3 separate regions of the Homo sapiens genome follow, and regions 1 and 3 are each linked to region 2. Evidence: chromatin loops called from intact Hi-C (ENCODE). Cell type or tissue: GM12878. All regions are shown on one strand. Each heading gives the region's core, and the rest is flanking DNA. Links, peaks and the distances in the headings are about the cores only.

The links. A loop is a pair of places that touch in the nucleus more often than their neighbours do. Peaks named below come from ENCODE experiments on the same cell type or tissue, not always from the same donor. Only the 100,000 strongest peaks of a DNase experiment are listed, where the experiment ranks them.
Region 1: it touches region 2 in a loop (4-fold over the local background); 11 of 110 quality-filtered maps call a loop at or near these places.
Region 3: a loop joins it to region 2, with 15 times the contacts of the local background. A loop is called at or near these places in 2 of 110 quality-filtered maps.

What each region holds. Positions count from the first base shown.
Region 1 is chrX:136,273,881-136,282,011 of GRCh38, reverse strand. No RefSeq gene overlaps it. Among named protein-coding and RNA genes, the nearest start is that of ADGRG4, 23 kb to the left of the region's middle. In GM12878, for the core only: no CTCF peak of the experiment used is centred there; no DNase peak of the experiment used is centred there.
Region 2 is chrX:136,690,448-136,698,578 of GRCh38, reverse strand. It overlaps ARHGEF6 (Rac/Cdc42 guanine nucleotide exchange factor 6), which reads left to right. Exons shown (of 22, transcript NM_004840.3): 10 at 7,831-7,969. Among named protein-coding and RNA genes, the nearest start is that of CD40LG, 46 kb to the right of the region's middle. RefSeq lists an enhancer at 3,699-3,798. In GM12878, for the core only: a CTCF peak has its summit at 3,580 (motif pointing right); a DNase peak (open chromatin) is centred at 3,722; H3K27ac peaks cover 465 bases.
Region 3 is chrX:135,628,433-135,636,563 of GRCh38, reverse strand. It overlaps the pseudogene SAGE4P. Among named protein-coding and RNA genes, the nearest start is that of CT45A1, 81 kb to the left of the region's middle. In GM12878, for the core only: a CTCF peak has its summit at 4,041 (motif pointing left); a DNase peak (open chromatin) is centred at 3,993.

The sequences.
Region 1 (8,131 bases), core at 3,225-5,724, 420 kb after region 2:
CTCCCAAAGTGCTGGGATTACAGGCATGAGCCACTGCACCCAGGCTTCTTTTTCTGTTTTGAGTGTCTTTCTTTGCATGTTTCTGTAGCCAGAAGATCTCCATTCCACTCCCAGGGGCTCCAAAATAAATTCTCCTTCCCCCTGGGGAAACGCACTAGCTTGTTTTGGTGGGCTTAGGTGTGGTTTTTGTTTTTCAGTTTGTTGTTGTTGTTGTTTTGTTCCTTTGCCTTTTTTTCACTTTTATTTGGAGGGAATGGGAGAAAGTGGGAACAGGGAAGTGGGAGGTGGATTTTGTTCATTTTTTTTAGCTCATTTCCAGGGGGTGGGAATTTCTTTTAAAATGTGTCATGAATAAAGTTGTTTTTGAAAATAAAAAAAAAACTAGGGGGTGAAAAAAGGCTTCAAAAATGATAATGGACCCAAATTTGAAAGGTAAGTGGCATTTGTCTTGGTGGAGATGAAGGAATCAACACCTCCGGTAGAGGGAGAACTGTAGTTCCTCCACTGAGGCCTGAGTAAAGTGCCTGGAGCCGAAATGATGGGAAGGAGCCATGGTAGGTAAATGAGACTGGAGGGGAACAAGTGACAAATCTTACAAGGTCCTGAATGCCTGCTAAGGAGCTAGGCTGGGCTCCTTTGCAATCACTCAGCACTTCTCAAAAGTTCTGAAGAATGGAAAACTCAATCAGAGATATGCCTTAGAAAAATATGCAGGATAATAGGGTAAATGATGTGTCTCAAGGTGAATACTCATGAATGTCTAGGTCTGGGAAGAGGGGCAAGGATGAGTGTTTAACAAAAGTTACCAGGTTAATGTGATGTGAGGAGTCTGTGACACCACAAGACTAGGTTGGGACAGTTGGGAATGAGAGAGAGAAAATGGGATCAAGAGAGACTTTAGTGAACTCATGGTGAAAACAGCCTTCTGTAGGGGTACTTCTGCCCTAAAGGAAGCTGTTCAGAGAGAGGCACACATTTCCTGACATTACTACTCACATGTTATCACAAGATTCTCTCTAACTGGCTGAAGAGACCCATGTGGCCCTAGAAGCTATTACTCCCCCAATGACATCTCTGTCTCCACACACTGCACCATGCCCTGCAGGAAGGTCCTGAGATGGTTGAAGAAGTCATTACTTATATTACTACTACATTGCTATTCACATTTCAGCTCTCTAACTGGCTGAAGGGACCTATAGGAGGGAGAAGACATGGTGCCTCCACTGTGGGGCATCTAATTAAGGTTTCTCATTGGTGGAAGGTGGCCCAATGGCTGACTTCCTTCTTAATGACATCCTCTGTAACAGCAGTCAATGTGCTGGCTTATCACCCAGCACCTCATACGATAGGGTCAAGTCTTTTTTTATTTTATTTTTTAACGAGATAGCCCTAAAAGTAATTCTCTCTCCGTGACACCTTGACCTATACACACAGCATTGTACCCAGGAAAAGGACATCAGAGGGTTTCAGAAGTCATCCCTGACATTACTAATTACTTGTCTGCACAATGTGCTCTCTGTGTGACTGAAGGGATCGTCTGTGAGCCATGATGCCCCCACTGTGAGGCATTGATGTCCTCTTTACTGAGGTTTCCCATTAGTGGAAGCTGGCCAATAGCCATCCTCCTGCTTAACCAAGGTTTTTTTTCTGACTAGCCAATGTGCTTGATTTTCACCACAGAACTCTAGGTCATAGGGCAAGACCAGTAAAGGTAGAGGAGTGGCCTTATATGACATCTGCACCTCCACCCACTGCACCCACCTGAGAAAAGTACTTGAGAGAGTTGCAAAAGTGATCACTTCTATTACTAACACAATACTATTCACATTTCAGCACAATATTATCAATGAAAGGCTAAGGGGACCCACCAGAGGGAGGAGCCACAATGCCTCCATTGTGAGGCATTGATGTCCCCTTTATTAAGATATTATATGGGGAGCACCATATTTTAAGGCCATCTCAATACTTTTTAGCGACCTGACCCTGAGACTTGGGGTTCTGGGGTGGGAATTGAGCACACTGGCTGCTGACACAGATGCCTTGGTTAAGTGGAAGTGCAGACACTGGACAGCTCTCACTAATGGGGAAACCTTAGTAGAGAAGATACCAATGCCTCACAATGGAGGCAGCATAGTTCTTCCCTCCTAAGAGTGCCTCTAGCTACTCAGAGAGCACCTTGTGCAGATGTGTGAATTGTCATGTTAGGAATGAGTTCTGCAACCCTCTAATCTCCTTCCCCTAGGTTAGAGTGCAGGGTATGAATGTGGAGGTGTCATAGTGAAAGGATTGCATTCTAGGGTCACCTCTATTCCTCTTAATGGCTCTATCCTGATTTGGGGTCCTAGGGTGGTAACACAAGCACATTGGCCGCTGACACAGAAGCTGTGATTAAGTAGGAGGGCTGCCATTGGCCAGCTCCCACCAATGGGAATCCTTAGTAGAGAGATCATCAATGCGTCACAATAGAGGCATCATGGCTCCTCCCTCCCAAGGGTGTCTTCAGCCACTCAAAAAGTACTTTGTGATGATATTTAAATAGTAATATATTGGTGCTGTAGTAGTGATAGTGTTAGTAATAGAAATGATAAACTCTGCAACACTCTCAAGTCCTTCCCCTAGGAAGGACTTTGCAGTGTTTTGCCATGCAGATATCATATGGAGAGTACTACTTTCTGGGGCCACCCCACACCCTTGAATGGTCCAACCCTATGATTTGGAGTTCTGGGAGGAAGAAGTCATGCACATTGTCTGCTCATACGGTGGCCTTGGTAAAGTAGGAAAGCAACAATTGGCCAGCTTTCACCAATGGGAAATCTTAGTAGAGAGGACATCAATACCTCATAATGGAGACATCATGGTTCCTCCCTCCAGGCTCCCTTCAGCCACTCAGAGATCACCTTGTGCAGATATTCTAGTAATAATGCCAAGGATGAGTTCTGCAACCCTCTGATCTCCTCCTCCTGGGTAGAGTGCAGTGTATGAATGTAGAGGTGTCATGGGGGGAGCACTACTTTATAGGGCCAACCCTATTGTTTTTAATGACCTGACACTATGATTTGGGGTTCTGGGGTGTTAAAGAAGCACTCTGGCTACTGGTACAGAGGATGTCATTAAGAAGGAGGGCAGCCATTGGCCCACCTTCCACCAATGGGAAGCTTTAGCTAGAGGGGACATTACACCTCACAATAGAGACATAATGGCTCCTCCCTTCCTTGGGTCCCCTCAGCCTCTGAGAGAAACTTCTGCTGAAATGTAAATAATAATGTATTAGTAATACTACTAGTAATAGAAGTGATGACTTCTAGAGCCCTCTCAAGTTCTTCTCCTAAGGACATTTCAGCACAAGTTTCTCTCAGAGGCTGAGGGGACCCAAGGGAGGGAAAAACCATAATGTCTCCATTGTGAGCCATAATATCCTCTCTAGCTAAAGCTTCCCATTGGTGGAAGGTGGGCCAATGGCTGCCGTCCTTCTTAATGACATCCTCTGTAACAGCACAAGGTGCTTAACACCTCAGATTCCGAAATAAAGGGTTGAACCATTAAAAGAAACATGGGTGGCCCTAGAAATTAGTGTTCTCTCCCTCCCATGACTTCTCCACATCCATACACTGCACGCTTCCTAGGGGAAGGAGGTCAGGGGGTTGCAAAACTCATCCCTGACATTACTATTTACACATCTGCAGAACCTGTTCTCTGAGTAGTTGAAGGGCCCCTTCGGAGGAAGGAGCCACGATGCCTCCATCATGAGGTCCTGACGTCCTCTCTACTAAGGTTGCCCATTAATGGAAGCTGTCCAGTGGCTGCACTCCTATTTAATCAAAGCCACTGTATGACTAGCCAATGCGTTTGACTCCTAGAACCCCAAATCATACGGTTGGACCTTTCAAAAGTATCAGGGGTAGCCCAGAAGTTAGTGCTCCCCCTATTATATCGGCACTTCCACACATAGTACCCTCCCTAAGGGAAGGACTTTAGAGGGTTGCCGAGGCCATCACTTCTATTACCAATACTATTATTAATACATTACCTATATATTACTATTCACATTTCAGTGCAAGATTCTCTCTAATCAGTTGAAGGGATTCATGAGAGGGAGGAGCCATCTATGCCTCTATTGTGAGGCATAGATGGCTCCTCTAAGGTTTCCTATTGGTAGAAGATGACCAATGGCAGCCCTCCTACTTAATCACAGATTCTGTGTCAGCAATCTGTGTACTTGTTCACACCCCAGGACCCCAAATCATTACAGTAGAGCCATTAAGAGGAACAGGGTTGTTCCTAGAAAGTAAAGCTCCCCACATGACACCTCCACATCCATACCCTGCCCTCTACCCAGGGGAAGGAGATCAGAGGGTTGCAGAACTAATTCCTAACATTACTATTCACATGTCTGCAGAAAGTGCTCTCTGAGTGGCTAAAGGAACCTTTGGGAGGAAGGAGCCATGATGCCTCCATTGCAAGGCATTGATGTCCTCGCTACTAAAGTTTCCCACTGGTGAAACCTGGTTAATGGCTGCCCTCCTACTTAATCAGAGCCTCTATGTCAGCAGCCAGCATGCTCGAATTTCATCAAAGTACCTCATGTCATAGATTAAGGGCATTAGAAGCAATAAGGGTCACCCTGGAACATCTGTGCTTCCTCATACCACTTCCACTTTAACCCAATGCATCCTGCCCTAGGGAAGGAGTTCAGTGGGTTGCAGAAGTCACCCCTGACTACACTATTCACATGTCTGACCAAAGTCCTCTCTAATGGCTGAATGGGCCCATGGGTGGGAAGAGCCATGGTGCTTGTATGGTGTTGACTGACCTCTCAATCTACAGATTCTCATTGGTGGAAGCTGGGCCAATGGCTAGCCTCCTACTTAATAGTAGTCTTCTCTCTCTGCCAACCACAGGTGGGGTCTGTGTCAGATCTAAAGGTAAAAAGGTCTCTCTCCCATTACCACTCTCCAGAGTATACAAAAAGCATATATGGGTTTTTATGAAGAGATTATTTAAAAGCTCATAGTCTTGAGACATTAAGTGATGAATGTCACTGAGAGTTTGTGGAATAGGATAGACTATTTTACACAAAGTGGGAAAGATATTTTAAAATCTCTCAATCTGATTATATGTAAATGTATATAATATCTGGTCTATATTATTTATATACTACATACATATATAATATTGATCAATTAATTAATAATGATATTGTCAGTCAGCAAAAGTATGGGCCTTTTCCTGACCCCAGTTGAATCTTTTGAAACTGATTTTAATTTGCTTTTGGGATATATATATGAATTGGGCCATGGTTGCTATGGAGATCTCAAAGATCATCCAAACTTCTCTGTGGTTATGTCTGAAATGATGTCTTTGGGGAGATTCAAATTATGAGGATGAGGACTGTGGGTGTCTGCCTCTCAAGATGCCACTTGTTATCAGCTACCATCATCTACTAAACCAGAAAGACTCATAGATTCCCTATCTTAATAGATGATTACATTTCATAGTAGATCTTTTATCCTGTCAACCATCCTGAATAACATACCAAATTAATTTGGGGCATAAATGGATGTGCTTTTTAGGAGAATTTGGCTCTATTTTCAGCTGTGAATTATGCATTAGTAAGAATTATTTGGACAGCATTCATCATCGTTTCCGAAGTTAATGAAATTCCATTACACTTCAGTACATTTTCATTTTACCCAGTGGTAAATTAATTCTCCTTCCCTCTTTCTCTCTGTCTCTATCTCTCATTCCTCTTTTGCATCGTTTACAGTAGTTACAGAGGGGGAAACATGGAGAGGCTTCATAACTAGAACAGGTTAAATAAGGGCCAGGAAAGACAGATGTTAACTGATTCTGTCTAAAATAATGATGTGCTCTGTAACTCAATGTCAAGATGAGCAAGAAAGGCTGCTTGTTTTCATAACTGCCACTGCTGTTTCCACTGCTCAAGAATTGAGGGCGGGATTGGCACTGGGGGGCTTAGCTGGGCTATAGCTTAGAAGCCTGGTCCCTCATCTTGACGCACTGCTCACACTTCTGAGGTTCTAGCAGGAGCAGCAGCACATAACACCCAGCCACGCTGCGGAATAGACTACTTGACTTGGGGAGGCTCCTTCGGCAGATGAGAAAGCCAGCAGCTTTGCAAAGTTCAGCTTTGCCCCATTGAGGAGAAGCAAGCCTGGAGCTCTCCTCGGTGCTAGCTGTTTGTGTTCATTATTGGCCTGGTCCCACCCTGTGTGTCTAGCCCTAGTCATAGCCCAAGCTAATCCTGCTCCCACAGGTCTCCTGCCCAATAGGTAAACAAATCTTCTCTCCAGTTCCCTAGGAACAGACCAAAGTGCATCCTGGAAGCTACTTTGGCCCTGATCCCTCACAGGTGGCTGTGTATGTTTCTAGACTCTTCTTCCAGCTAATAGTGTAGTGGTTAAAAGGGAGTTATCACTCTGAACACAGAGAAAGCAGGGTTTGAGTGCCTTGTACTACTGTGGGAATATTGTCAAGTTCTGTACCAACTTGAGCCCTGGTTTCCACAGCATAAAATGGAGACAACGTCTCTCTCACAGACATATTACGGGGAGGAAATCAGATAACATATGGGAAAGTACTGAGCACATGGGCTGAAACTTAGTGAGTGGCAGTTATTACAATTGTTTCTAGTTCATTCTAATGCTATTTACTGACTATTTTCTGATTCCCTCCTCCTTTTCTCTTCTATTTGCAGTTATGTGCAGCCTCCTGCCCACCCTCTGCAAGGTTCAGAGGGGTCATGGTAGCCACGAAAGTGTGGCTAGCCTTAAACACTCATTCTAATACCCTGGACTTCACAGTCTCAGCCAGTCTAAGCATGCTGTTTGCTTCATTTCCCATTCTTCCAGTCACATAAGCATGCTCAGACACTTATGTTCACATTGATTATTTAGAAGTTGGCACTGTGCCTATAGAAAATTTGGGAAGGGTAGGACTTTTTTACTCTCTTTAACTGTTTCATTCACCCCAGCAATGCGTCCCATCAGGTACTGTGCTAGGCCAAAAAAAAGAGCACCTGCTCCATTTCAGGTAGATTTCAGGGTCCCTCATTTGAATAGGCCCCTGTAAGTGCTGGGAGTCACAGGATGTTCTAGGTGGAAAGGGATGTAGATATCAAAGTCACCCCCAAGATGATGCAGGACTTGAGAAGGAGAAGATAATTTTCAAAGTGTCTAGTGGTTTCATTATACAAGTAATATGTGACATATTATATTATAAACCTTCTGCCTTTAGGCAGATTTGTGGGTTTTTTTCTTTTTTCTTTTTTTTAGAAAATTGAAATTTTGAACCCTTTATAGAGGAAAAAGTCTTCCAAATTCCTAAATACCAAAACCATACAAAAACAACTCTATTTCTATGGCTGAAAAAGTCCTCAATGAATCAATTCTGTCAGAGCAATTAGAAATGACCCCAGTCAGATGGATTGTTTTCTGGTTAATGGTATTTGGCCAAACTAACCGGAATGAAATCAACCAGATGGCAATCCCATTGATTTTACAAACATGGGTCATTTTAGAGTCCAAAAAATGGCCTTCCAATGAGCACTTCAGACATGTGATAACACCACAGACTCTTGCTTATATTAATATATATTAACCATCACTTTAGATTACTTTTCAGGTTGATTTAATTGCCCCTTGTATACAATATATGTTTATTCAGACTATTCAATGCTCTTGATTTCAATTAACTCCAGACAAATCCCTCTCAGAGCAAAAGGCAGAGAGCGTAGGTTTATTTGCCTATATTAACCAAATTGGCAGGTAGTCAGGCAAACACAACCATAGCAACATCTGTGTAGTAAGCTGCCCAGAGCTCCCAAGGCTGGAGAGTGATGCAAGTCAGGTGGAGATAAGAGAGTACCTTGATTGTCATTTATAGTTGTCAGGGAACTGACAGAACTGGGGAGGTGCCCTACTCTTGCTGAAAGCAGAAGTCATTAATGAGGGGGAGTAATCAGTATTGATTATGAAAGGTACAGTAAATCTTATGACCATATGTATCCCCTTATCAGGAGATATTCTCCAGGAGTCACCAATCCTGGGAAACTCAGATGGTTGTGACTAATTTGGAGCACAGAAAATTTGTACATAAAATTATTAGCTAAAAA
Region 2 (8,131 bases), core at 2,096-4,595:
AAGATTCTGATGAGAAATCAGCTGTTAATATTATCTAGGTTCTCTAGCCCATGACGAGTTGTTCTTCTCTTCCTGCTTTCAGTTTTCTCCTTGACTTTCAGGATTTTTATTATAATTTGTTTGAGTGTGGACCTCTTTGCATTTATCCTACTTGAAATTCATTGAGCTTCTTGTATGTGTGGGTTGATGTTTTTCTCAAATTTGGGAATTTTAGTCATTATTTCTTTGCATATTTTTTCTGCTCCATTCTCTCTCTCCTCTCTTTTTAGTACTTCCATTATGTATATGTTCTTTTGCTTAAAGATTTTCCATATTTCTCTGAGGCTGTATTCGTTTTTCTTTATTCTTTTTTCTCCTTTTTATATTGCATAATCTCTATTGATGTATTTTAAGTTTACAGATTCTTTCTTCTGCCAGTTCAGATCAGCTGTTGAGCCCCTCTAATGAAATTTTAAATTTCAGTTATTTTACTTTTAAACTCTAGAATGTTCATTTGGTTCTTCTTCTTTCTTTTTGTTTACAATTTCAGCATCTTTATGGATGTTCTCTATGTGGTGAGACATTGTCATCATAGCTTCCTTTACTTCTTTAAGCATGGTTTCCTTTTGTTCTTTGCACATATTTATAATGGCTACTTTGAAGACTTTATTAAGTCTGACATTTTGCCTCTTACTGACAATTTCTGTTGTTTCTTATTTGTGTAAGTTACACATTGCTGTTTCTTTGTGTGCCATATTGTTTTTTGTTGTTGAGAACAAGACATTTTAGGTAATTTTAGATTTCACAACTGTGATACTGATTTCATTCCCCACTCTCTGGGACATGTTTTTGTTGTTTGCTTATGTGTTTGTTTAGTAACTCGATTTGACTATTTTAGTGAAGTCTATTTCGCTCACAGAGTACAATCTCTGGTATCGCTCTTCAGAGGGCACAGCCTTGGTCAGGCATGCAGTCACTCTGGAATGACAGTGGTCTTAGCAGAGCTGTCTTTGACTGTCTCACTCCCTGATCTCTCCTTTAAGCCCCGTTTGGTATCACATCCAGGTGTTAGGCTCTCCTAATTTCCAGCTGATTGGCTCTAATATTTTTGATAATTTCATGGGGACATAAATTGCTCCACCATCTGATCTAATTAAGTTCAAGTGGAGACACTTTTTGAGACTAGACTTTGAGGTTTCTTCTGATCCTTCTTAGCACTTCCTGGCTGTCTGTTTCCCTGGTTCTCTCTCTGGTGACCTAGCTGGCCTATGGGTTAGCTTTTTGCACTTAAGTGACAGGAGCTACCTGCCTCCTTTTATTGGCTTACTACCAAAATCTCCTTTGTTTTGGCAAGAGCTCTTAAGCTTGAATATCCCCACATGCCTTTTTTCCAAATAAAACCAATTTCTTCATGGAGAGCTTCAGAACTCTTCTGTTCCCATGGACTGCGTCTCCCTCTGGGCAAAATCTCACTACTCTGGGAGCTGGGCAGCATGGGTACCCTCTGGTTGCCTCTTCCAGCTTGCCTTTTCCAGCATGGAACTCTCTACCCTACACTTGGGCTGGGGTGAGGGTGATTGGGCCTACTCTCCAGCCTGTGTCGGGGCTGCGTGAAGTGAGCTTTCGACCTCTCAGGCACACTTACCAGGAATTTAGCCTCTTTTACACAGAGTTGAAGGGGAGAGATGTGCTGATGACCTGTCCCTCCTGGTGAGATATCATATTTTTTGACTGGTAGCTGAGAGGCCAGGGAGGCCTCTCTACTTGGTCACAGTTGCCCGGAATGGAGCTTCTGTCAAGCTGAGTTGGGAGGAGGGAGAAAAGGGAGAGCTGGTCATAGCTCAAATGCTGTAAGTTCTCCCTGTTCTTACTGAGTTTTAGTAGATTTTCCTGAATAAATACTTTTTTTCATTTATCTTATATCATTAGGACAACTTCTAGATATTTTATTTATTTTTATTTTTATTATTATTGGCTTTTCAGAGACAAGGTCTTGCTCTGTCACCCAGGCTGGAGTGCAGTGATACAATCATAACTCAACGCAGCCTTGAACTCCTGGGCTCAAGCAATCCTCCCACCTCAGCCTCCTGAGCAGCTGTGACTACAGGCACACACCACCACACTCAGCTAATTATAAAAAAATTATAGAGACAGGGCTTTCACTATGTTGACCAGAGTCTGCTGGTCTCAAACTCCTGGGCTTAAGTGATCCTCCTGCCTCAGCCTCCCAAAGTGCTGGGATTACAGGTGTGAGCCACTGCGCCTGGCCTAAATGGTTTTCACCTGCTACGCTTTTTTTTAACTGAGTAGTGCATCCAATGAATCTCATGCCACCATCTCAAAAGTGGAACTCCTTACTGTTTCCTTTTCTGTCCTTCTGTGCCCTTGCCTGATCTGAGCCTAAACTTTTTATCACTTTTTTAATGTCTCACTTCACAATTCTACCACTTAGAGGCTGTTTTACCCAAGGCAATTCACTTCATTTCTAAGCCTTAATTTCCTCACTTGTAAAATGAGGGTCAAACCACCTACCTTGCAGGATTGATGTTAGTATTAAATGAAATAATGTATACTAAGCACCCAGCACTGTGTCACCATGCCCTATGTGTCCTTTAAACATCTACCTACCAGCTACTAGTTTCTTTTTAGGAAAAAAAGTATAAAATATTTCAAGCATACAAAGAACAGAGATAATATAAAGTACATCCACGTACCCACTATTCAGCTTAAGAAACAAATTATAGATGCAATTCAAGTTCTGTGTATCCCCTTCAATATTTCCTGCTCTTCTCTCCCTCACCAGAGTGAACCACAGTCCTAAATTTGTTTTTGTCATTTCCAGGAATGTTTTCATACTTTTCTACATATCTACAATAAAGAAAAAATGATTCACAGACTTTTTTCCTTTGATGAATTCATAAATGTCCTGTGAATATAAGGGCAAATTCCTTAACACCAGTAAAATGAGCACATGTTCTCCTTTTGATATGAAAACAATATTCTGGATGAATACTGGAAAGAAATGGTTTACCTCAAGTGGCAGACTTTCTGTGGTGTTTAGAGAAGTTTCCATTGTAACTCTATGTGTTAAAATGTTACTGACTACATTTACCTATGTTGGGAATTTAATTTTATAATTAAGTAAAGCTTCCCTCAAACATTATGGTTTGATGTTTGTTACACAGTTGATTTAAAAGATTCTCAAGTTTTTGGTGAAGTATAATGCCCTGTTTAATTTTAGTTAACGGTGTTTTTGAGAATTTTATAATATCCCTTGAAATGATGGAAGACTCACTGGAGTCCTCATAGAACTAAATTTTTATCTTACTGGTTTATTTACAGGTAAAAGGGATGAAAATTAAAATACTTGAGGTTTTTCTCACATGTGCTTTTAATATAATCTCAACTATTTTACATGCATCTAGTGGCAATTTATGCTGACCTATTAAAGGCAAAGCACAGTGAAATGAAATTCACAGAAAATTCACATTAAACATTTTTTAGATGAAGATTTCAGCTGAAATAGGGACATTGGTGGATTTCTGTTCTTTCCTTGCTGAAGCTGTGATGTTCAGGTGAACTTCTTCCTTTCGGCCTTTAGGTGGCAATACCATACCAGGAATGCTTATAACAATTGGCCCTGAGAAGGGATCCAGCCTTAAAATTGTATGATTGCATGCAGCTGTCTTGTTAAAAATGCAGTCGTGTATGGCCTGAATTTGGATATGTAATCAGACCCCAACCTTGATGTGTCCCCATATTTGCATATATTTGAATGGCCGCTCTAGTCTTTTGTTGTCCCCTGGGTGAGGTATTTCGGGATTTCCCCTCCCTCTCCCCTGCTAGCTTGCTATGGTAGCTCCTGTTTCTTCCTGGGAATAACCTCTCTTTTACAAAAATACCCTCTTCTCTCCTGTGCTTGCTTCAGTGTGGCATTCATCCTTTTTCACGAGGGAGAGGGTTAAATGAGAGATCAGAGAGAAGAGGAGTTGGTGCTAAGACAGATCCGGACCTCACTTCCGTCTCTGCTGTGCTGTGCTTTTGCTCTTGTTAGTTCTCTCCACTCTTTGTTTACCATGGTTGCCAGCAATGAAGACTTTGAGAAACCCCCCAAAAAGTTGTGTACTTGCTCTGGGGGCAGGGAGCACGTAAAAAATTCTGAGCCTAGGTTCTGTTCTTTTCTGTCTTTGAAGGGCCAGAGAAGGGAGCAAGTAAGACTGATCACAAACAAAAAGTGGTAGGGACAAGGCCGGGCGCGGTGGCTCACGCCTGTAATCCCAGCACTTTGGGTGGCCGAGGCAGGTGGATCACTGGAGGTCAGGAGTTCCAGGCCAGCCTGGCCAATATAGTGAAACCCCATCTCTACTAAAAGCACAAAAATTAGCCGGATGTGGTGGTGTGCGTCTGTAGTCCCGGCTACCCAGGAGGCTGAGGCAAGAGAATCGCTTGAACCCTGAAGGTGGAGGTTGCAGTGAGCCAAGATCGCACCACTGCACTTCAGCCTGGGCAACAGAGCAAGACTGTCTCAAAAAAAAAAAAAAAAGGAGTGGGGACAAAAAAAGAAGCAAAAGAAGCACACCACCTAATATCTGGGGCTGGATAAATGAAAAAGAGAAGAAAGGGAACCACTCTACCCAGTGTGAGTGGCACTCTTGAAATTTTCCACTGGCCAGAGGCTGTGGCAGCCAGCTCCTCTTGCCTCACCACCCCTTTTGGACCACAGTGATTTCCCCCGAAGGGCTGGTGGGGTAGTAATTGAGGTGGAGAGGAGGAATCTCTGACCTTCTGCTAGGTAGAGTTATGATCATTCAAATTAGAAACCTATACAAAGATGCCACAGAAGCACTTCTATATGAGATGGCTAAGCTCTGTAGTGTTATTATAGTATACATAGCTTTCTTCAGCTTTCCAGTCCAACCCAGAATATCCCAGAGCCCCATCCACCATGCATTCTATGAAATAAATGTATGTTGTTTTAAACAGCATTTATACACTGAGAACTGCTTCTATTGTATCATGTCACATATACAGAACATTTTAAGCTTGAAAAGCAAGTCTTAATCCACTGCTATTTCAAATGGGCTGTATAAAATTCTACATTTAAAAGACAGATTGTTCTTTGGTATAACAATATATATTTATGTATTATATTTGTGTATAATGATACTAATTTGTGTATTATGTTTATTTGGCTAAATAAAATGTGTCTTTTAGGATCTATTTATCATAGATAAAAGGCATTTTAGGACAATTTTGTTCTTTTGTTGCCCTAGTAAAATTATCTTTTCTGAAGAACCAGTGTTTTAATCCAAGATAGTGATCTCATGTTGTACTGAAATAAATTTAAATTGTTTTATGATGTTTAGCAAGCCTAGAAGTTAGAATGCTGCATGGAAGGTAATAATAAGGTACACATTAGCATTTGCTTTTAATTGCTTTCACTCTTGCATCAATTAGAGTAAAATGTTGAGGATGCGGGCAGTCATTTAGTCACTGAAAGAAAAAATAAAACTTGTTTACTAAATTGAAAAGAAATTAGGAAAATGATTTTCTCCAAATTACATTTCTACTCAAATGCACTCCAAACCCGAGTTATTTCCCTAATTATATTTTATATGCAATGAATTTTTAAACCTCTTTATGCACTTTATGCTCTTGGTTGGCAATTGAACATCAATTGAATTTCCATTAAGTTGGAAACCACAGGTACTGGTAGTTTTTAAAGATGTGATTTTAGCAAGGTATTTGTCTTGGGATAATAATAATAATAATGCATCCACTGACTACTTTAAAGTTTACAAAATCCTGTCCTGCAGAGAGCCAGTATGGCATCCTAAAAAGACCTGAGGCTTTGGCTTCAGACCTGAGTATGAATCCCACTGTAGCCACTTACTATCACCCTTCCTCTCAGTTTTCTCATCTGTAAAATGGGGAGAACACCTATGTTGAAATGTTGTTGTCATTAAACAAGAATGAATGCATGTACAATTCTTAGCATGAAATAGTAGCATTAAAACCCCCAATATTTAATCTTTGCAATTTTATTAGGAAGTAGGTTTTATCTCTCTTATAAGCATGAGTCAGTTGAGGCTCAGGCAACTCATCCAGGGTTGCCAACTCTCTTTTATGACTCCAAGTCTAGGACATTTCCCTCCCTTTGGCTACTTCTGGAACAAGACTACGAAAACTGATAAAAGGATTAGCAGCAGGCTGGGTGCGGTGGTTCATGCCTGTAGTCCCAGCACTTTGGGAGGCCGAGGTGGGAGGATTGCTTGAGCCCAGGAGTTCGACACCAGCCTGGGCAAAATGGCAAAACCCTGTCTCTATAATTTTGTAAAAGTTTTATAAAAGGATTAGCAGCAATTGCTAGATATGACCTCTCATATGTGATCTAGACTCCATTAAGGCAGCCATTCCCAGCCCAACATATGTGCCATACTGCATGACTCAAGGCTGCTGTTGCATTAGCTGAAACTCCATCTTTTCTCTCCTGCTCAGAAAAGCCCACGAAGGGAGAGTGTGGGTGGGGATTGCAGGGATAACCTGCAATCCGCTCTGTTTCCAGCCTCCTAGTACTTTATTACTGATAGCAAGTTTTTTGAACACACTTCACACCTTATAGCAGCACACCACAGTTGGGAACCATGGCATAAGACGTGTTCTAGGGAGAATAAGTAGGTCACTTTGCACTAGGGGTTTCCTGCTGGGGAGTAGTGAGAAAGATGGTGGAGCCAGTAGGAGTTTAAAAAGTTAAGACTTGATCTTGTAGGCACTCAGCCTCTTGGGTAGGAAAGCAGTGAGGCTAAAATGGTAGTCTGTAGGACCTGGAAAAAGCCTGGAAGCCAGGAAAACAGTTGGTCTATTGAAGTGAGCCAGATGGAATGAGCTGAAATCCTGAACTAAGGCAGTGGCAGCAGGAATGGAAAGGAATGAACAGATCCAAGAAGATTTGTGACTGACTGGATATGCATGGCCAACCAAAGAGGTAAAAGGGCCATGTAATAAAGCAGAAGTTTCAACATAAGCTGTCACTTAGGCAGTAGGTTTCCTCCTCTAAGTATATTTTGCTTAAATATGTATCAAAATGATCTTGCAGCCCCAGGACTCAATATCCCTGTTGGTGGAAAGTAAACAGTTTGGAACGGTGCTAAACAGCAGAAAAAGCACTGGCTTAGAATTAGACATTTACAGCACACAGTTCATAAAATATTAATATATTTTTTCACCAAGTTACTGCCTTATGGAAGTGTTTGGTTAACCTGCTTCACTGGTTTTTGATATTGGGCTAAGTGACTTTGTGGTTAGTCATACAAACATGCTGGTATCTAAATGCAGGAAGTGATTCTAGAACATTACAAGTGGGTGATACAACCTTGTGGATTGTTATCTTTAGGCACCTGACCAGCCAATAACTAGGACGTTTGAAGTGATTAAGAAAATCTATTTTTTAAATTATACTTTAAGTTCTGGGTCATCTGATACACTGTATATCTCACGCCCATGAATGTAGGCTCCTTAAGGGTGGGGATTTTTTTTTTTTGTTCACTGCTGTAGCCCCATCAGAGAACAGAGCCTGTCACTTAGTAGATGCTCAATCAGTAATTGTTGAATGTGTGACACCAGGGATCATGAGTGTCTGGCTCACCAAAGGAGCCCTGGTGCTGATTTTACAGAAGGAGCTTAATAAAACCTGATTTAGTTGAGCCAAAACAAATTGAACAGCATTTGGACTAGTAAAACACATTTTTATTTGGCTTTATATTGTGTGAAATACAGTAAAATAATTTTAGGTTGATAATTCTTTACATGAGATATTCAACAGTAACAAAATTATATTTGTTCTTTTGCTAGTGATGAGTTGGAACAATTCATGGAAAATCAAGGTGCATCGAGCCCAGGTATCCTCATTTTAACAACAAACCTCAGCAAACCATTCATGCGACTGGAGAAATATGTTACTCTCTTGCAAGAGTTAGAACGGCATATGGAGGTAAGGGAAGGTGAACTTTTTCAAGCTCGTGTGCCAAGTATGGTCCTGTGCTCTGGAGGACGCAGCCAATTTGCCTCCAAAATGGCCTTGCAGAGGAATCAAGGTCTTGGATTCAAAATTTACTTTATCTGTTCTTCCCTCTTCTCAGGCTTCTAGTTTTCC
Region 3 (8,131 bases), core at 2,814-5,313, 1.1 Mb after region 2:
GTATATCAAGGAAGTCCTTGAACTTCTCCTTAATTGACGATAGTCAACATTCGGTTTCTCATTTTAGCTAACCAACCAAGCAAACTGCTAGAGCCATCCTTATCCTCTCAAAGAGAAACACTGAATCCAGAGCCTTGGCTTAATGACCCTTGGCTTAATGACTATATAGCAATAAGTTTGGTGTGAATCAAATTAATTTTTCTTCCACCTCATACCCCACCCTCAAGAACTATTTGCACACAAAGTCTCTAGGTTTCTGCCTATCAGCATTAAAAAAATCAGTAGTTGTTAAGGTAAATTTTATGCCTACTAATGGGTCACACCCATGTACCCTCTAGTTTGGGGCTGGTGGAAACTTTAGTCTTACAGGGTTTTGAAGGAAGACTTACTAAAATCCGTGTCCCTCCTTTTTCTCTCACCTTGGAGGAGAGGGAACTCTGCAGAAGCTGAGCCCTTCAGAGCAAATCTAAATGCACAAGGCCCTTTACACTTGACTAAAGTTAGATGTCTCTTCCTCAGAGAGACCTTCCTTGACTACCAGGTTCAAAGTACCATCCACTCATGTTCCATCTCTCCACCTGATTTCTGCTTTTGGCCAATAACATATTCCATAGTTGCTCTCTTTCTTTAGTGCATTTGCCCTCAGCTGGAATGTAAGATTCATGAGAACAGTTTAGTTCACTGTTTTTTTTCATGCCTAGATAAGTACCTGGCACTCAGAGAGTTTTTAGTCAATATTGAATAAATGAATTACGGATTTTTTTTTTTTTACTATTCACCACAATCCTAGAGAATAGCTGCTGTTATCATCCTCTGTTTACAGAAGAGGATATGGAAACACAGAGAGGTTAAGTAACTAGTGCCAGGTCATAGGCATGTAAGTGCATACCTGCAGCAGCACCTCATCTCCAGCTCTGTCTTGAACCCAAAGCACTTTCCACTTGTCCAGTGCAGCCTCACCATACACTCCAGCTTTAGGCTCCTCCTGACACACAGCCTCTCATCCTGTTCTACTCATCACATGACCCTGATTCCAGAACTTTCTCCACTCACTCGTCTCTTATAGGGTCTCTCAGGAGAAGGAAGGCTTGGCTCCCATCTTCTGCTTCTGCCTCTGCCACAGCCTCTCAGCTCTGAGTACTCCTAGGAAGCTCCCTCCTGCCAGGGCCAAATTACCCTCACTCAGCTTATTGCTGGCCTTCCGGGCTAGACTTCACTCTGTTTACCCCAGAACAGATCACTGAAAATCAGCAAATGACCCATCCTGAACTTCGCTCTGCCCAAGAGCTGCAACGACTATTAGGTACTTGGCCATAACCATTTCCTATATGCCATACCAACCCAGGGAGGACATCTCATGAGCAATGAAAACATGCTGGGCATTGCCTATGACTTCTTACATTCATGCTCACCTTCAATCCCCACACAACCTTTTGAGATAGGAGCTATGGTTTCTACTTAACCCCTGAGGAGACTGAGCCTTGAGAGATTAAGTCATTTGCCCAAGGTCAGACAACTGGCTGGCAGCTGAACCCAGATTTAAACCCAGGTGTTTCTAATTCCACTGCCCATGCTCTAAGAACTCTACAGCAATGTGAGTCTACTACACAAAAGGGTGGCTAGATTTCTTACTAAACTGAAATCCACAAACTGAAAAGTGTGAAGATTTTGTGTTGCCAAGTGAAGAAGTCCATGGCAAAAACTCCTTTCACCTTAAAGTATGATGCACCTCTGAACCAGGTTCAAGAGACTGTAACAGAAGGCTAAGTGTCCCTTGGCAGATGCTTTATATTACTGCAACAGGGAGCCTGTATAAAAAGGGATGTCCTTACTTTTGAAAACCTACACCTAGAACAGTAGTCTCTTTTCCAAGGGAGATACTCAGAAAAATCAATTCACACTAAACAGTGGAGATTCTGCTTAAAGCTCAAGTCAAGCATCTTAAATCGGGCTGTCTTCCTGCCTCCAAAGTGCCTGTTGCCCTGTCCACAGGCTGCACTCCATGGCGGACATCTCTGTACCTTTTCAGTTTCTCCTGGGGGTTAGGGGTCATCAGAGTCTGTCTCTCTGTAGTTGTCACGCAGCACTGATGAGCCCTGCTAGTATCATTCATCTTTGCCCTCATCGTTAGTCCACAAATTTTCTGAGTGCCAACTATGCCCAGGCATGGTACAGACACTCGGAATGTTACACCTCTTTCACTCCTCCTGAGGATTCCATGGAGTAGAAGTTACTCACCCCATTTTACTGGTGAGGAAGTTCAGGCCAAAGAAGATGAGGTGATGACCCAAGTTGCACTGTCGGTAAATGGTAAATCCAAATCTTGACGGTTGAGGACAACCAGACAGGGCCACCAGAGCCAGCAGATGCTTTTAGGAGACTTGGTGAGGGGGGAATGGCAATAACCTGTGGTATAATGTCCCTGCCCAGGCTGCCATGCCAGACACAACCTGATGATTCTCAAAAGAGCTTTTGCTTTAAAGTAGGTCTTCTCTGATGGTGGAAAAGCATGGTTCCCACAAGGTTTTGCCCACTGATGTGTAGGCAGTCCACAAATATACTTGATGTTCTGCTTAAAGCTGACTTTCACAAGTGGGATATCCAACGTATGTAATGCATTAGTCTCAGAACCAGAATGAAGAAGTTTCTGAATAAGTTGTTACAGAACGTAAAATTATGTATGCAGAGATCTTTCCATTTGAGAAAGTTCCAAGTGCTCTGCAAGTCTTGTGAGAGAGATTAGTAAAAGTCATGCCCAAGGAAATGTAAAAAGGGGAATATAGATATTTGCCTTTTCCCAATGTCTGCTATGCAGCCAGTAGTGTGCTGTACAAAACTACGTTTGAACCCAAAGAACTAGTGCCTGCATCAGAACTCAGCTTAGCCACTGTGGGTTTTCTCTGAACTGTGAAGGAAGGACTTAGGATGGACTGGTGCTCCTGGGACACCGGAATCTGTCATCTACAAGGCCAGAGCTTGCTAGCAGGCCCTGGAGCCTCGATGTTGCAGTTTCCAAGGGGAGAGCCTAGAGCCCAACAAGCAGGCTTACTGGAAGAATCTAATCCAGTTGGTGCCCCTTGGGCAATCTCTTTAAGAAACAGGGAAGAAAAGGAGATATAAAGAGGAGGTTTTGGCCTCCTATGGAAAAATATGTGCAAGGTTTTATAAGTTGTAGAATTTGGAAAAATATATGGAATGGAATGTTCTGTAGACTCCAGGTTTTACAGGGTCCAGGAGTGCTTTTCAAGGAAACTGAGTAGCAGTGCAGTCCCACGAAGCTGGGCCATGTCTAGGGAAAAGGGCTTTAAGGAATTCTGTGAACACAGGCTGAGGGCTCATCCCCTGTGCATCAGCTAGCAAGTTGGCAGCAAGAGCTGCCAGGCTGTAGCTGCTGGAGGAACTGGGGGAATCATGGGCTTCTTCCTCGGCCAGCCCCAACTCCACAATGGGCAGGGTGGATATTGTGGATGGAGGGCAAAAAACAAAAACCCAAACCATATTCTTAGACTTTTCAACCAAGAAGGACTAAGGATGCAATCACAGAAGGGGCAGTTGGAAGAGCTTTGCATGGTGAGGCCCCTGCTTCGTATTCCCAACCTCACTTATTGTCACCCACCTGTCCCCCTCCCATCCATCCCTGTGCTGAAGGCAATCCAGCTTCTATGCCGTTCCTCAGACATGACAGGCATATGTCTACTGCTGGCCCTTTGTAGTTGCTCTTTCCTCTGCCAAAATAACTGTTTCCCATTTTGTCCATTTTCCTTTATTTTATTTTATTATTATATTTTTTAAATTTTTTGTAGAGATGGGGTCTTTCTATTTTGCCCAGGCTGATCTTGAACTCCTGGTCTCAAGCAGTCCTCTTGTCTCTGTCTCTCTCAGCTGCCCTTTTTGTTGCTACTTCTGTACTATTCATAATTATACTAGCCATGTGGGTTTCTCTCAATGTTCAATATTCAGGCTATTTTGCTGCTTAGTTTCACTTCTTTCTGGCCACATTTCAGACTCAGCGCCTTTGTTGTCACTCTGGCAATACTTGACTGCCACTTAGTGGCTATTGTGATTTATTTTCTAATCTGATTTTCTGTTTACAAAACAGAGTTTTGAGGGCCACATTAAGAATCCCTATCCCTCCAGACTTTGTTCATTTTCATACAACTTCAGATTGTCCTTTAACAAACTTTCTATGCTGAAAAAAAGATGTGCAGTCAAGCAGATGCCTGGTCCCAGGGATTGCATCCAGGCATTCCAGTTATTATAATTGGGCATAACGAATGGCAAACCAGTGAAGTAGGGAAAGTCTTGTCAGTGAGACATCTGGGCCCCCCAGCTGGCAGTGATGGCCACCTTGGTCAAGGCTGTAGATATCCAGTTCTGGTGAGACCTAGGATGGTGCATGGCAAACACCCGTGACCTCCTAGGGTCTCGGTTTGTGGGAATTCAAGCAGATGCCCTGTATTGCATCGTGGTCCAGCTTGGCTAATAGGGACAGCCATGACCTCCTGGTCTTCTGTATATGTGTCTGTCATTGCAGGATTCTCTTGGCACCACGGGAGCCATCTCCAATACTCTCAATGAAACACCCCTGGGATGTATATTTTAAAAGCTGGAATAATTTGGGTGAGATGAGCTAAAAAAGAAAAAAAACCCTTATCTTCTTTTGTAACACTGTTTAGCCTGGGAAAAAGTCAGCTAACAATGAAAAATGGCCAGAAAATGGAAATGTGAACTTTATTACCATCCTACAGCTAGATCTTTTCTGTACAAATCATGGAAAGTGCCCTGAAGTACCTTATGTGGAGGCTTTTGTGGCCTTATAAGAAAACCCAGCTCTATGTGGCACCTGTGGGCTGAAACCCAGTAAGCAAGGAAGCCACACAGATGCATTAGAAGATCCTCTTTTATTAAGGGAAGGGAACCCAGGCCCCATGACACAAAGATGGCTCCAGATAGGGGCTGTCAGGGACCCTCACTTCCTTCTGAGTCCCCAGCACCCCTGCACTACCAGAGTCTTCTGTGGAATATAATCCCATTTCACTTCCTGTTTATGCTCCTCTTTATGCTCCTTCGCCTTGTGCGTTGCAGACTAGCCTAGCTGGAATAACTCGCAGTGGGATTTCATACCATCCAGGGCCAGAGAATCTGCTCCCTTTATGGGAAGTCCAAATGGAGAAGGGACCATTAGAATACATGTTCCATTCTTAATGAGTGATCTAATCCAGTAAAAGCAAAACCGCAGATACTTCTCAGAAGAACTCAGTGCATTTACCAACGCATGCAAGGCTCTAACTTTGGCCTTTGACTTAACTTGGAAAGGTATACAAGTTGTCCTTTTTATTGCTGTACTCCACAGGAACAATAGAGAATCTGGCTAGCCAGTCAGGGATACATAGATAGCAGGGCAGCTGACCAGCCTGCCACCCATGAAGTGGCAGCTACTGCTGATCTCTCCCAGGACCCACATTGGAATTACAACATTGGAATTCCTCCTTTATCTGGAGGAATAAAGAATATGGATGGACTACATGGTGCAATGCCTCCTGGCAGGGATCAGACAATGTGTTAAAAAATCTGTTTCTTAAGAGAAAGTCAAAGTAGTCCCACAGAGAAAACATGTAAACCCTGCCTTCTTTCAGGGGAGCTTAAAGGATACTTCCAAAAGTATACCAACATAGACCCTACATCTGCTGAATGCCAAGTGTTACCAGGACAAAACTTAATTGGCCAGTCTACTCCAGATATCAGGAGAAAACTATAGAAATTACAATAAGGGCCATAAACACCTATACCTCAATTATTAGAAATGGCTTTTGGAGTGTTTCGTAATAGGAATCTGGCTGAAGAGGAAGGCAGACTCCAGCACAAGAACTGGTGAGATACAGCCCAGTCTAAAAAGATAGCTGTTTCTGTCAGTAGTGTCTTGGAACCTCAAGTCACCCCCAGGAACCTTGAAGCTTGGAAGCCGGTCAACAAACAATCAAGGAGCCTGCTTTAAATGCAAACAATCAGAGCACCAGGAAAGAGGGTGCACCCAACTGCCCCTGGGCCATGCCCAGTCTGTAAACAGGATAGCCACTGGGGAATGGATTTTCCTGAGCCCTGAAGGGGAAAGGGGACATCCTCCTTCAAGATGGCACTAACTCAAGACGGAGGAGGCTAAGGGATCCAGACAGCCCCCATTGAAAAGGACATTCCAGTCACCGATCTGGAACCCTGGCTGACCCATGACATGGTAGGTAAGAATACTGATTTTTAAAATCAATACCGGGGACTCCTACTCTGTATTAACTTCTCAGTTGGGTCAGTGACCTTCAAAATTGTACCATAGCTGGGGTCAATAGGAAACCCCGTTCTTAATATTTTACTTCCTTACTCACATGTCACTAAAGAGATCAGTTAAGTAACACTTCTTGTTGCTTATTCCTGAGTGTCCTACCCTGCTTTTAGAGAGCGATTTATTAAATATCATGGAAGGCATCTAATCACTGAAAGGCACCAGTCCCTCCCAAATGGTCCTCACTGCAGGGCCAACAGATCACCTCCCTATATCAATCTTAGAACAAGTAAAACTTGCCGTCTGGGATGACAGGGTACTCAGAAGAGCCCTTTGGGCTGAACCCATGGTCATTAAAATACAGGACCCCAATAGGTACCCCAAGGAAAACCAATATCCCCTAAAGTTAGAAGCTAAAAAAAGATTGAAGCCCTTAATTTCTAAATTCTTACAACATGGCTTACTAGTGTCCTGCCAATCACCTTGTAATACTCCTATTCTGCTAGTCATAAAACAAAATGGAGAATATCCAATGGCACAAGACATGAGAATCATAAACGAGGCAGGAACCCTCTTCATCCCTTAGTAGCTAATACCTATACCTTGTTAACCAAATTCCAAGACATTGCCAATGTTGTAGCGTACTAGACCTTAAAGAGGCCATCTGTTTGTATCCCAGTGCACTTGTCCTTTCAGTTTCTATTTGCCTTTGAATGGACAAATATAGGAAACGCCCATGAATAGTATTGCTCCAGGGCTTTCAAGATAGCCCTCACCTGTTTGCACTAGCCCCAGGCAAAGATCTTTGAGAATTACAACTTAGTTAAGGCAGCCTCCTACAGTATTTAGGTAACAACTGAATATGTAATCCAACCCAGGAAACACCTGACAGGAATACCATTACAGTCTTAAATTTGCTTGGAGCAAGCAGATATAAGGTTTCAAAAAAAAGGGGGCACAATTAACCAAACAGAGAGTAACTTACTTAGGGGACATTATAACCCCTGGAACAAGGAAGCTCTCAGGGGAAAGAAAACAGGCCATACCAGAGTTGCCTGGTCGCCAAACCAGGAGACAACTCTTAACATTTCTCGGAATGTCTGCATTCTGTAGAATTTGGATTCTGGGATTTGGACTAATGGCTCATCCTTTATATGATGCCATTAAAGGGCCTGACACTGAGCCCTGCGATGGCAAAGAGAACAAACCAGGGCATTTCAAGACATAAAAAAGGCCCTTGTTGAGGCTCCTGCCCTGGAAATTCATGACTTGGAAAATCTATGCACCTTATATGTGGCAGAGAAACAGGGAGTCCTCGCCAAAAACTGGGAGAACCACCTCATCCAGCTGACTACATTTAAAGCACATGGACTTTGTGGCCTGTGGATGGCCTGGTTGCCTTAGGGCAGTCACAGCCACTGCCATTCTGGTGGAGGAAGCCCTAAAGCTGACTTTTAGACACACTTTAGAGGTCCTCATTCTGCGTCAAGTGCAGGGAGTTTTAGAAATAAAGAGCCACTATTGGCTCTCAAGAGGAAGACTCACCAAACATCAGGCTCTCCTCCTGGACTCCCCAAGGTTACTATAAAAACTTCTGGCACCCTCAATCCAGCTCTGCTCATGCCAGTCAATTCCTCAGAGAACCTAACTCATTCCTGTATTAAAACCATAGACCAGGTCTATTTAGATAGAATAGATCTCAGAGATACATCTTTCAAGAATCCTGATAATGAAAGGTTCACTGATGCCAGTAGTTTTATGGGAAATGGAAAAAGAAGGGCAGGATACACTGTGGTTAGTGTGCACCAAACAACAAAGGCCCAGGCACTGCCACCTAGTGCCTCAGCACAAAAAGCA